Regions from separate parts of the Mus musculus genome. Here region 1 is linked to region 2. A link is a contact called in ENCODE Hi-C or POLR2A ChIA-PET data. All regions are on one chromosome and are shown on one strand. The core of a region is the stretch at or near the end of the contact, and the rest is flanking DNA. Distances in the headings are between cores, read along the strand shown. Region 1 overlaps Gm32633 (predicted gene, 32633). Region 2 holds the start of Klf13 (Kruppel-like factor 13).

Evidence for each region. Hi-C counts contacts between places; a loop is a spot of excess contacts on that map. ChIA-PET counts read pairs that join two places held with the same protein, here RNA polymerase II (POLR2A).
Region 1: a map of adrenal gland shows a loop between it and region 2 (2.5-fold over the local background). The contact joins the enhancer-like site here to the promoter of Klf13 in region 2. A Hi-C loop is called at or near these places in 10 of 37 maps with a recorded cell type or tissue (CH12.LX, T-helper 1 cell, T-helper 17 cell and 6 more). POLR2A ChIA-PET finds 5 or more read pairs at or near these places in 2 of 5 experiments (Patski and embryonic stem cell).

Annotation. Positions count from the first base shown.
Region 1 is chr7:64,010,338-64,015,670 of GRCm38, forward strand. Gm32633 (predicted gene, 32633) reads left to right here. Exons shown (of 6, transcript NR_169109.1): 4 at 1,312-1,444. Among named protein-coding and RNA genes, the nearest start is that of Gm32633, 26 kb to the left of the region's middle. Within about 2 kb of position 1,459, at least 1 of the 3 ENCODE cell types and tissues checked has a DNase peak (open chromatin) inside an H3K27ac peak, as active enhancers do.
Region 2 is chr7:63,935,629-63,940,489 of GRCm38, forward strand. It overlaps Klf13 (Kruppel-like factor 13), which reads right to left and starts at 3,287. Exons shown (of 2, transcript NM_021366.3): 1 at 2,339-3,287. The coding sequence starts at 2,918.

The DNA.
Region 1 (5,333 bases), core at 209-2,708, 73 kb after region 2:
CTTTCAATGACAAGTCTCCTTCATTCTCCATTCAAATATGGACATGTATCCCTGAATAGATGCACACTTTGCTCGTCCCATCATCATTTGAGAGGGCCTCTGAGTTATTTCTACTTTGGACCTCTTATAAACAGTATTGCTGTGAGTACTGGCTGTGTAGGGATTTTTTTTTTTTCATCCATTTTGGATGTACACCTAGGAGCAAAATTGCTGGTCAAGTCCCTAAACTTTTGGATAATTGAAGATTGATTGTTTCCTAAAGATCCATACCAGTTTACACTCTTGCGAGCCATGCCCCAGTCTCTCAGGATCCTTGCCAGCATGTGCTTTTGCCTGACTCTCTTTTCATGAAGTGTTGTGGATGAGATGGTCTCACGATGATACACTGTAGTTTAAATTCTTCCTTGAAGAAATGGGGTTGAGTTCCCTATCAGATTTGTTAGCCATTCAGAGATGTTCTTTCATGAAGTTTCCACTTAAGCCTTTAATGTTTTCTTTCCCCGTTGAAGTATTTGCTTCTCCACTCCCTTTTATGGTTCTGGGCCCAAACCCAAGACTTCATTTATGCCAAGTGAGTGCTTTACCACTCAACTGTGTCCTCAGCTTTTCTACAATCTTCTTATTGATTCTAAAGACCTCTTTACATATTGTAGACATCAGCCCTTTATTTGGATGTGTTTTGTAAATATTCTACACGCCCCCAAGTTGTACATGTATGCATGCCTTCTTCCTTCTCTCCTTCCTTCCATTCTTCTGTCCTTCTTTTCTTCCTTTCTCCCTCCCTCCCTCCCTTTCTCCTTTCCTCCCTCATTCCTTCCCTCCCTTCCTCCTTCCTTTCCTTCTTTCTTGGTCTATATGGTATAGTGGCCCATGCACGCCATATGGAGGCCAGAGGTCAATGTTAGGTGTCTTTCCCTGTAGCTCCTTACTTTGATTTTTGAGATGGCTTCTCTCACTTACCTGTAGTTCACTTTTTCAGATGGACAGACTTCCCAGTAAGCCCAGGGGCTCCATCTGGTTCTGACTCTGACATCTGAGGCCGTGCTACATACACAACCACCAGCCCTGGCTTTTTCTGTGGGAACTGAGGAACTAAACTAAGATCCTCACACAGAGAGCAGGCACTTTATCACCAAGCCTTCTCCCCAGCCTCAGCTTTTAATCTATTAATAAATCTTTAAACATGAGTTTCTAATTTTACTATGGTCACCTCTGTTTGCTTTTCTTTCTTTTCTCCTTTTCTCTCCTTTCCTCCCCTTCCTCACTGTTGCTGTTGCTTTGGTCATTGCCCTCTTTATCTTTCCTTCACAGTTTCTTAGAGGGAAGTCAGAAGTCGCCCACACAATCTTCACAGACACCAGCTTTACCATAACATTTGAATACAGTGGCAACTTCCTGTCCCGAAGCCTCGCCTTTTCTGGTACTTCTGCCCGAGCAACTGTAGGTAATAATCAAAGGACTACCCAGTGCCTCGTTTCCCATGGTCAATGAGTTCATCTCCACGTGCATGGTCAAAGAGGAGAAGAGCGAGCCCAGCCGCAGAGATCCAGCTCTGTGGTCTGTTCCCTGAGTCAGTCAGTATGTGTCTGCTCAGGAAAAACAGTCAGTGCCCGATTGCCTCACATGGGAACTGGCTACAGAGAGAGTGCGGAGGCCGGATGATGAAAGAGTTGCTGAGAGGAGAGGGCTGGAGAAGCAAAGGAAGAAGGCTGTGTGTGTGTGTGTGTGTGTGTGTGTGTGTGTGTGTGTGTGTGTGCTTCTGCTGCTAGGGTAGGAAGAGCACATACCCATGTCTTGGGTAATTGGTGCTACTGCGACAGACTATCTCAGACCCCACCCAGCTTAACTTAACTTATAAACAGCAGGGATTTAACCTGCACACTGCTGGGGCCTGGGGCACTGGTGAGCGATGATTCTACTGTAGGCTTCCTGTTTTGTAGTTGGTGCTTGTCTCAGAGTCTTCGGATGGTGGAAGGGCTGAGGGATCTACCCCCTCCCTTTTATTGTTCTCAGTGTGAATGTGTGCGTGCGTGTTTGTGTCTGTGCCTGTGTGCACGTGGGCACATACGGCACATGGCAGGACATGCCTGGGAAGGTCAGAGGAAAATCACAAATGTGGGTTTTCACTTTGTAGCTTATTTGAGAAAAATTCTTCTCTCCCTGTCTCTATAAAGAATATCTTTCGCTGGGCAGTGGTGGCGCATGACTTTAATCCCAGCACTTGAGAGGCAGAGGCAGGTAGATTTCTGAGTTCGAGGCCAGCCTGGTCTACAGAGTGAGTTCCAGGACAGCCAGGGCTATACAGAGAAACCCTGTCTCGAAAAACCAAAAAAAAAAAAAAAAAAAAAGCAAAAAACCAAAAACCAAAAAACTTTCATCCTTTGAAAATCTGTACATATAAACAATGTGTCTTGATCAGACCCACTCCCAGGTCTTCTTCCCTTCTCTCCCACTTCTACAAGGTACCTCCCAGCATTCCCTTCCTACAGAATGTGCTCTCTTTCTCACTCACTTTTTATACACACACACACACACACTTGCTCACACACACACACACACGATGCACAGTCATATGCACAGACACAGATACACACAGAAACACACACACAGATACACATAGGCACAGATATACATGGACATACACAGACATACACACAGAGATACATACACACAGAGAGAGACACACACAGGCACACATGTACACAGGCACACAGATACATATATACACAGACACATACACACATAGAGATACACACACACACACACAGGCACATACACAAAGATACACACACACACACACACACACACAGAGTTGACTGATCTTGTGCAGATAGCTATCATGGCAGAGAGCTCATAGGTGCAGTGCCATGCTGTGTAGAGATGACAGCACTTCACAGCATACCTCCTTATCTGCTAGCTCTTAGATTCCTTCAACCCCTTCTTTCACAAAGTTCCCTGAGCCTCGGTAGGCAGGGAGTCGCAGGCAGGGAGTCGTTCATGCAGACCTGTCTCACTCAACATTAAGTAATCACTTATTATCAACACTTTGACCAGTTAGGAGTTTTTACGTTAACTCATGACCATAGCAAAGAGAAGTTCCTTTGGCTAAGGTTGTGGGAAGGCAGAATGGATTCATGAGTATAAACATAGTATATATAGGAAGCAATTTTGTAACAGTTCCATTTCAAAAGGCAACAGTATAGTCGATTCTCCTCTTGCGCCTCTGACCTCAGAGCTTTTCGCTAGACTTATAGTACCAGCCATGAATTTCATCCTATGGAGCTGGCTTCAAATCTAACCAGAGAGTTGTTGGTTACCCCATAACCTTCCTCTCACCGTCCTCTGTCCTGCCTGGTCGGATGGTATTGTAGCACGCGGTGTTCGCTCCTGGGTAATACCGCAGATGGATTTTCTTCCCAGTAGCTCCATTGCACTTCGGTCACTGTGACACGTAGGAGGACATTTCCAGCTTGATTTTCAGATGTGTTTCTTTGTCCTTAACTGCTGAATAACCAGACTAGCTGGCCTGAAAGCATCCAGGTATTCCCTCCTATCACCCGATGGGATGCTGGGGGTAAATATGCCCCTTCTATCAGCCCACGGGGTGCTGGGGTTAAATATGCCTTCACTACATCTCCATCTTTTTACATGCTGGGGATTCCAATTCAAATCCTCCTGCTTCCATAGCAAGTCCTTCTACTCAACCAAACTCCTCCCCAGATCCCCTGTAGCCCCTTTCTCAAGGGCGCTATTCTAACTATGGGGGCCCTGCTCCCGGAGGCCTCACCTGCTAATACCACATAGGGGTGAGGATTCTCATTAGGAATTTTGTGTAATGAACAGTCAGACTTGTGCCCCTGAGCCAGAGCCCAGGGTTTGCCCCTGCCAGGGTCTCTTGAAGGAAGCTTCCATTGGGAGAGAAGCTGTACAGTGGTTTTGGATCTAGGAAGAGCTAGGTTCTCAGCCAGGGCAGCAGCTGCTGATGTAGGGCCCCGCCCCCGCCCCCCGCCCCCCATCTCCCCATGCCCAGCTCACCACTACTATCTTATCATAACCCACACTCCTCTTTCTGGTCTGCTTCCTGAACTGTTAAACCCAGAAGGCCCCGTATTATGTGAAGAACCAGTAGGCGAGGAGACCCAGCTCCAGAGTCTAGTTTTCCCAGCAGGGCACAGGGTAGGTAGGGACTTCGTGTCAGTCTCGTAGCAGTGTCCTGCACAGCTCTTTTTTTTTTTTTTTTTTTTTTTTTTTTTTTTTTGAGACAGGGTCTCACTATGTAGCCCTGGCTATCCTGGAACTCACTATGCAGACTACTAGGCTGGTCTCTGCCTCCTGAGTGTTAGGATTAGAGTGTGCACCACCATTTCAGGTCCTGCTCAGCTTTTTTGAGCCTGTCCCCCATTGCATTGCCCTGTGACTTACAGGACCTCCTTTGAGTTGGCTGTGGCTCACACCACTTTCTTGGCCCACATTGACTTCAGTGCCTGGCTATGGATCTTTCTCCCTAAGGATGGGTGATGTGTTTGATTTAGAATTAGCTCCTAGGCTCAGTAGATGGCAAATAAACGGGTAGGTAAGAGTGAAAGGCTGGATGAATGACAGGCTTGCCTGTGGGGACACCCGACTGGCTCCAGAGGAGGGGTTGGCTATCTTTGGAGATTCCTTTCCATGCCCTTCAGGAATCTTTTCTTTCTTTCTTTCTTTCTTTCTTTCTTTCTTTCTTTCTTTCTTTCTTTCTTTCTTTCTTTCTTTCTCTCTCTCTCTCTCTCTCTCTGTCTCTCTTTCTTTCTTTCTTTCTTTCTTTCTTTCTTTCTTTCTTTCTTTCTTTCTTTCTTTCTTTCTTATCTCTCTTTCTTTGCTTCTTTCTTTTTAAGATGTTTGTTTATTTATTTATTTATTTATTTATTTATTTATTTATTTATTTATTTAATACATATGCGTACAGCACCATTGCTCTCTTCAGATACACCAGAAGAGGGCACCAGACCCTATTACAGATGGTTGTGAGCCACCATGTGGTTGCTGGGAATTGCAGTTGGTGCTCTTAACTGCTGAGCCACCTCTCCAGCCCCCCACCCCCCACCCCCCAACACACACACACACACACACACACACACACACACACACACACACACTCACACACACACACACACACACACACACACACACACACACACACACACACACACACACGTAGTGTCCGGGTGATATGCCTGCAGTATCAACACTGTGTGCCTGATGCCAGTGGAGGGCATCAGATCCCCTGGAACTAGAGATACAGATGGTTTGAACAGACTTGTGTGTGCTGAAGTCCCCTGGAAGAGCAGCCATTC
Region 2 (4,861 bases), core at 2,037-4,536:
GCCACCAAACCACAGCGAGGCTTGGGAAAATTGCCGGCTACCTTTAGCTAAAGCGGTGAAAATTATCACTCCTGCCACTATTATTCTCGAGGGGGGTATTCGGGTGGAGCAGATGTGGCAAGGCATCAGTCAGCCAGTACCCTACTAAGTAAGATCCACAAACCAAACCGCCCCAGAGCCAGAGCCTACTCGGAAGTCCTGAGAAGATTAAGTCACTCCCTGGGACCATCTTGCTGAATCCTTTCTGTGCCCAAGAAACACCCTGTCTCTTAAGAACATGAGTTACTTAAGCGCTTCAAGGTCTAGCAATGGCTTCCCAGGGCTTCCCGGATTAGAGGCAGAACCAGACTCCACCCAGGAGCAGGCATCTGAAATGGGCAACTCTCATCATCAGACTCACCTGGGTACCAAATAAGATGCAGCCTAGACATCTACAGGCCTCCCTAACCCCGCTCTCAAGAGGGCCTGGAACCTTACAACCCCAGAGGTGCAGCCTCCCTCCCTCGGCACATATGGAGAGCGGCTCCGATTACCTACTCTTAAAACAAACCGAATAGCACACTATTGGCACTAAAAAGAAGGCCGACTCTATTCTTTCTACCTGCTCTGAGTTTCCTGGCGCTCCGAAGAGAATGGCTCCCTTTCCATTACGGAAGATGCGGTCCCCAGCGCCCCCAAACGTTTTCTAAACGCCAACTGAGACTGAAAGGAGGAGCGAGCCAAAAAGGAAAAACATCTTGGACCCAACCCGCCCACGACATCCAGCCCCTCCCCTCAGGCAAGCCCTCTGCATTTCACCAGATCGGCTACCGGGTGCTGCAAGTGGGAAACCACGGTGAAATATTCTGCACCAAGATTTCTCAATTCGATAGTTCGCCGAACACCCCCGCCCCAACTCAGCACTCTTGGTCCATCAAGTTCTGAACCAAGCTCTCTGCTCCTCCCCCATGGCCACACCCACCCCAGCAGCGGCTTTCCCGAGCAGAACTGGGAACCCTACACAAACCCCACCCACCTTCTGGGCTCACAGACCATTAATTTCGACTCCGAATGCCGGGAGATGACAGTCTTCACTCAATCCCATCACCTGCCACGTGGTTTGAGGGACCACAGATAAGGGCTGAGGACCCCCCCCCCAACCCCCGGCCTCTATAGAGAAAGTTCTGACACCTCCCTGGCCTAGAGCTCCGGCTCGTTCCATTATGAACACACGGGCCTTGAGCTCTAGTCTCCACGACTTGCATGTCTAGAGCTTCTCGGTCGGTCACTTAACTGTTAGCAACAACAACAACGAAAAGAACAGACCCCGGTAACAAAGTAACGGAATTAAGTATTTTTTGCAGTGAACTTGAGAGTTAACTGTTACGAAAGAGTTTCTGTGAGCTCAAAAAAGGAAAAAACAACAACAAAAAAACCCCAACCAACCCTAAATGTTTGTGTTAACACCAAAAATGGAGGGGGGAAGTCGGACTTCGACATCAACTACCAAGAGTCGAGCTGCGAAGCGGTCCCCGGAAACCAGAGAGGCGAGTGACCTCACGCCATCCCAGGTTTCAGGCTCAGGCCGGCCGCCCTGGTACAGGTGCCACCTGCCTGCACACAGCCCAAGAGCAAGTGAGAGTTGGATCAGAAAGGTCAGTGAACGGAGCGCGCCTTCCTAGAGCAAGCGCAGCCCCCTGCGGCCGGGCGCGCCCCCGCCGGCCGGATGGGCTGGGGCTCCCACAAAGAGCCGTGGGGTAGGGAGCGAGGACTGGGACCGCCCCCCGCGTCGGCCAGCGCCGCCGCTGGGTCGGGTTGCGACAAATTAAACCTTAGAGCCCTGGAAAAATTACAGGAAGAAGAGAACGAAGAATGTGCCGAGTGGCTGAAGGGAGCCCTGTCCCCGCGTGAACTTCGCCCGCCCCAGCCGGCCCCTCCCTCGCCAGAGCCCGCCCGGAGGCCTGGGAAGAGGGGTGGCGAGACTCCAGCTCCCCGAGCACCTACGCCCCAAAAGGGAGCGCCGCCTGCCCCCCCCCCCAACCACCTCTAGCGCACCTGCCCGCGCCGCCCGCAGCCCGGATGACGACATCTACCCCCGCGGCCCCGCCCCAAGAGCCTGGGAGGGGGCGTGCCCGATGGGGGCGCGGTCGCCGAGAGGGCGCCGGCTCCAAGCGCCACGGCCAGCGTCACGCGAGGCCAGAGCGCCAGGACAGGGGCGCGGCTGCGATCGCCCTCAGCTCATGGCTCCCCGCCCTCGGCCCCGGCCCCCTCTAGCGCTGGGCCCGAAGCTCTGGGGGCGTGGCCGGTCCCAAGCAGTCCCTAGTCCGCGCGTTCGCGGCGTCCCCGCCGCCCCACTGACCTGTGTGAGTTCTCAGGTGCGCCTTGAGGTGCGAAGATTTCCCGTAAACTTTCTCGCAGCCCGCGTAGTGGCACTTGTGCTTCCTCTGCGGGGACTCGAGGTCCGCGCGGCTCCGGCCTCGCCGACCCCTTTGTCTGAGGCCAGGCTCGCCGCTCCCCGCGGGGCCGGGCTCCTGCTCCAATGCCGCCTCCGGCTCGCTCCACGCGGGGCTGGGGGGCGCGGCCGGCGCGCCTGCTTGTCCCGGGGAGGCGGGCTCTGGGCCGGGTGGCGGCGCAGGGGGCGCAGGCGGCAGGCGGCAGGGGGTCCTCGCCTTGCGCGCAGCGGCCCCTTCTCTGCGTTCCGCGGGGGCGGGCGCCGGCGCCTGCTGGTTGAGGTCCGCTAGGATCCGAGCCACCACGAAAAGCGAGGCGCTGTCCTTGCCGTCGCGGCGCTCGTCAACGCGGGGCAGTGTGGGGGCGGCGGCGGCCGCGCCCTCGGGCCGGGGTTCAGGTCCTTCCCGCGGCTCGTGCACGACTGCGCGGCTGGACATGGACACGAGGCACTCGGCGGCAAAGTGGTCCACATAGGCGGCGGCTGCCATGCTGCGGGCTAGGGCGCGCGGTGCTCTCGCAGGAGTCGTCAGCGGCGCATCCGCACCCACGGCCTCCGGGAGCGGCGGGGGGCGGGGGCGCGGCGCGCCCTCTTCTCCGGCTGGGCTGGGCTGGGCTAGGCTGGGCGCGTAGCCGCTTCTGCCGTCACCCGCGCGGCTCCGCGTCCGCCTGGCCGGGCACTGGAGGGTGAGCGCATGGGGGGCTCCAGTAAGGAGGGTCCGCGTGCGGCGTCAGAGTCGGCCTGTCTTAGGGACGTCGAGCGGAGGCGACGTTAGGCACGACCCCTGCAAGTTGTGGTCGCAGTTCCACCGTGCATTGTGGCAGGCGGGACAGCCTCCGTGCGCGCCGCGGCTCGGTGTGGGCGGACCGGCCCCGGGGGTGGGCGGGGCCGGGGCCACATCTGGACCCGACGTCAGCCCCCAGCCACATCCTGGCGGCGCAGGTTACAGGCGGCAGCGGCCGCAGGGAGCAGCGCGCACGAAGGGGGCGGGGAGCCTGGAGCGCCTCAGGAGGGGCGTGGCCAGTGGTAGACGCGAACTCCATTGGCTCTTGAGTACTTTATGCAGCCAATCCGGTCCTCGAGAGGGTTCTACTGGCCGCGGGACCTGCGCGCGCCAGTGGGCGTGCCCCTGGGCCTGCAAGAGGAGGGGCGGAAATCGGAGCCGGGCGCGCGGCGCGCAGACGCATGACGTCCGAGGGTGGCGGGCCGCTGTGTAGCGGCGCAGGGCTGGGGCGCGTGCCTCCCGCAGCGGGAACCCCGCCGGCCCTTTCCATGCCAGAGCTTTTGTGAGCAGGCAGCAGTGGGTGGCACGAGGATGGCAACACTGAGCAAGACACCCTGTGGTCGCTCCGCCCGCCGGGAGTGCGGGCAAGGTGGCGTATCGGTCCCTATGGGACCTAAGCGGCCGACCTCGCCTATGGGCGGGACATTACCGAGCCTCACCCCACCGCAGCGGAGTTCTCTGGTGGCCGGGTTTGCATTGCCCATCTCCAGCCACCTCCTCACCCCGCTCCTATTGAGCTCCGGTTCTCTACGCAACCTTGGCCCGAGCCTTGTCACCACTGGGGCCGCCCCGCCCCCGCGCGGCCGAACTGCCCTTGAGCCTATGTTAACCTGGCTGATGCAGGACCCACCACTGCCAATGCTGAGGGAGTGAGCTACGTGCTGGGGCTGCGGTCGCGGCTGTTCAGGGAACACGGGGCCCCTTCCTCCCCCTTCCTGCCCCAGGCCTGCTGCCAACTTCTCCAGGCCGCCCCTCTCCCACCGCGGTCCTGGAGGCTTCAAACACCACCAGCTGCGAGGACCCCGCCCAGGGCGCCCCACCCATCCACTGTCTGGGCCTCTGAAGGAAATGCTCCGCTGCGTCCTGCCGGGGCCTTCCAACTAGGCCACCTTGCTCTAAAGTCTAGACACACATTCATGTTCTTTCCTCTCTGAACACTAGGCCATCATCAGAGAGACCCGTAGCTTCCAACTGCCTTTGAACCAATCTTAACACACTCAAAAGACTTTGGCCGCAACTGGCCTCTGACCTGTGAGGGTAGGATCAGCAGCCTCTCCTTTTCATTGTGGATGATACCTTAAAATAAGTCAGCCACCAAGTCAGGGAGACCCGACTGCCGGTTGGTCGACCCCAGTGAGCTAAAGAAGGGTCAGTCACCTCACTACTGGTGAAAATTAAGAACCATGGCTCTGATTTCAAGTTCTTCCCCAAGTTAAATGGGAGCCTAAAATAGAAAAGACTTTGATTTCTGATAATTGAGGAAACTGAACAATTTGGAATTTTCAGTTGTGAAACTTTAGGTTAACGTTTGAACACCCCGAGTGTGAGCACACACCCTGAATTTCCACACCATTGGGCTGCTGTTTTGTGGAGAAGCTGGATCAGGGCTTTGTAGGAGGGTCTCCACTTGGCAGAAAGTAGTCATCTTT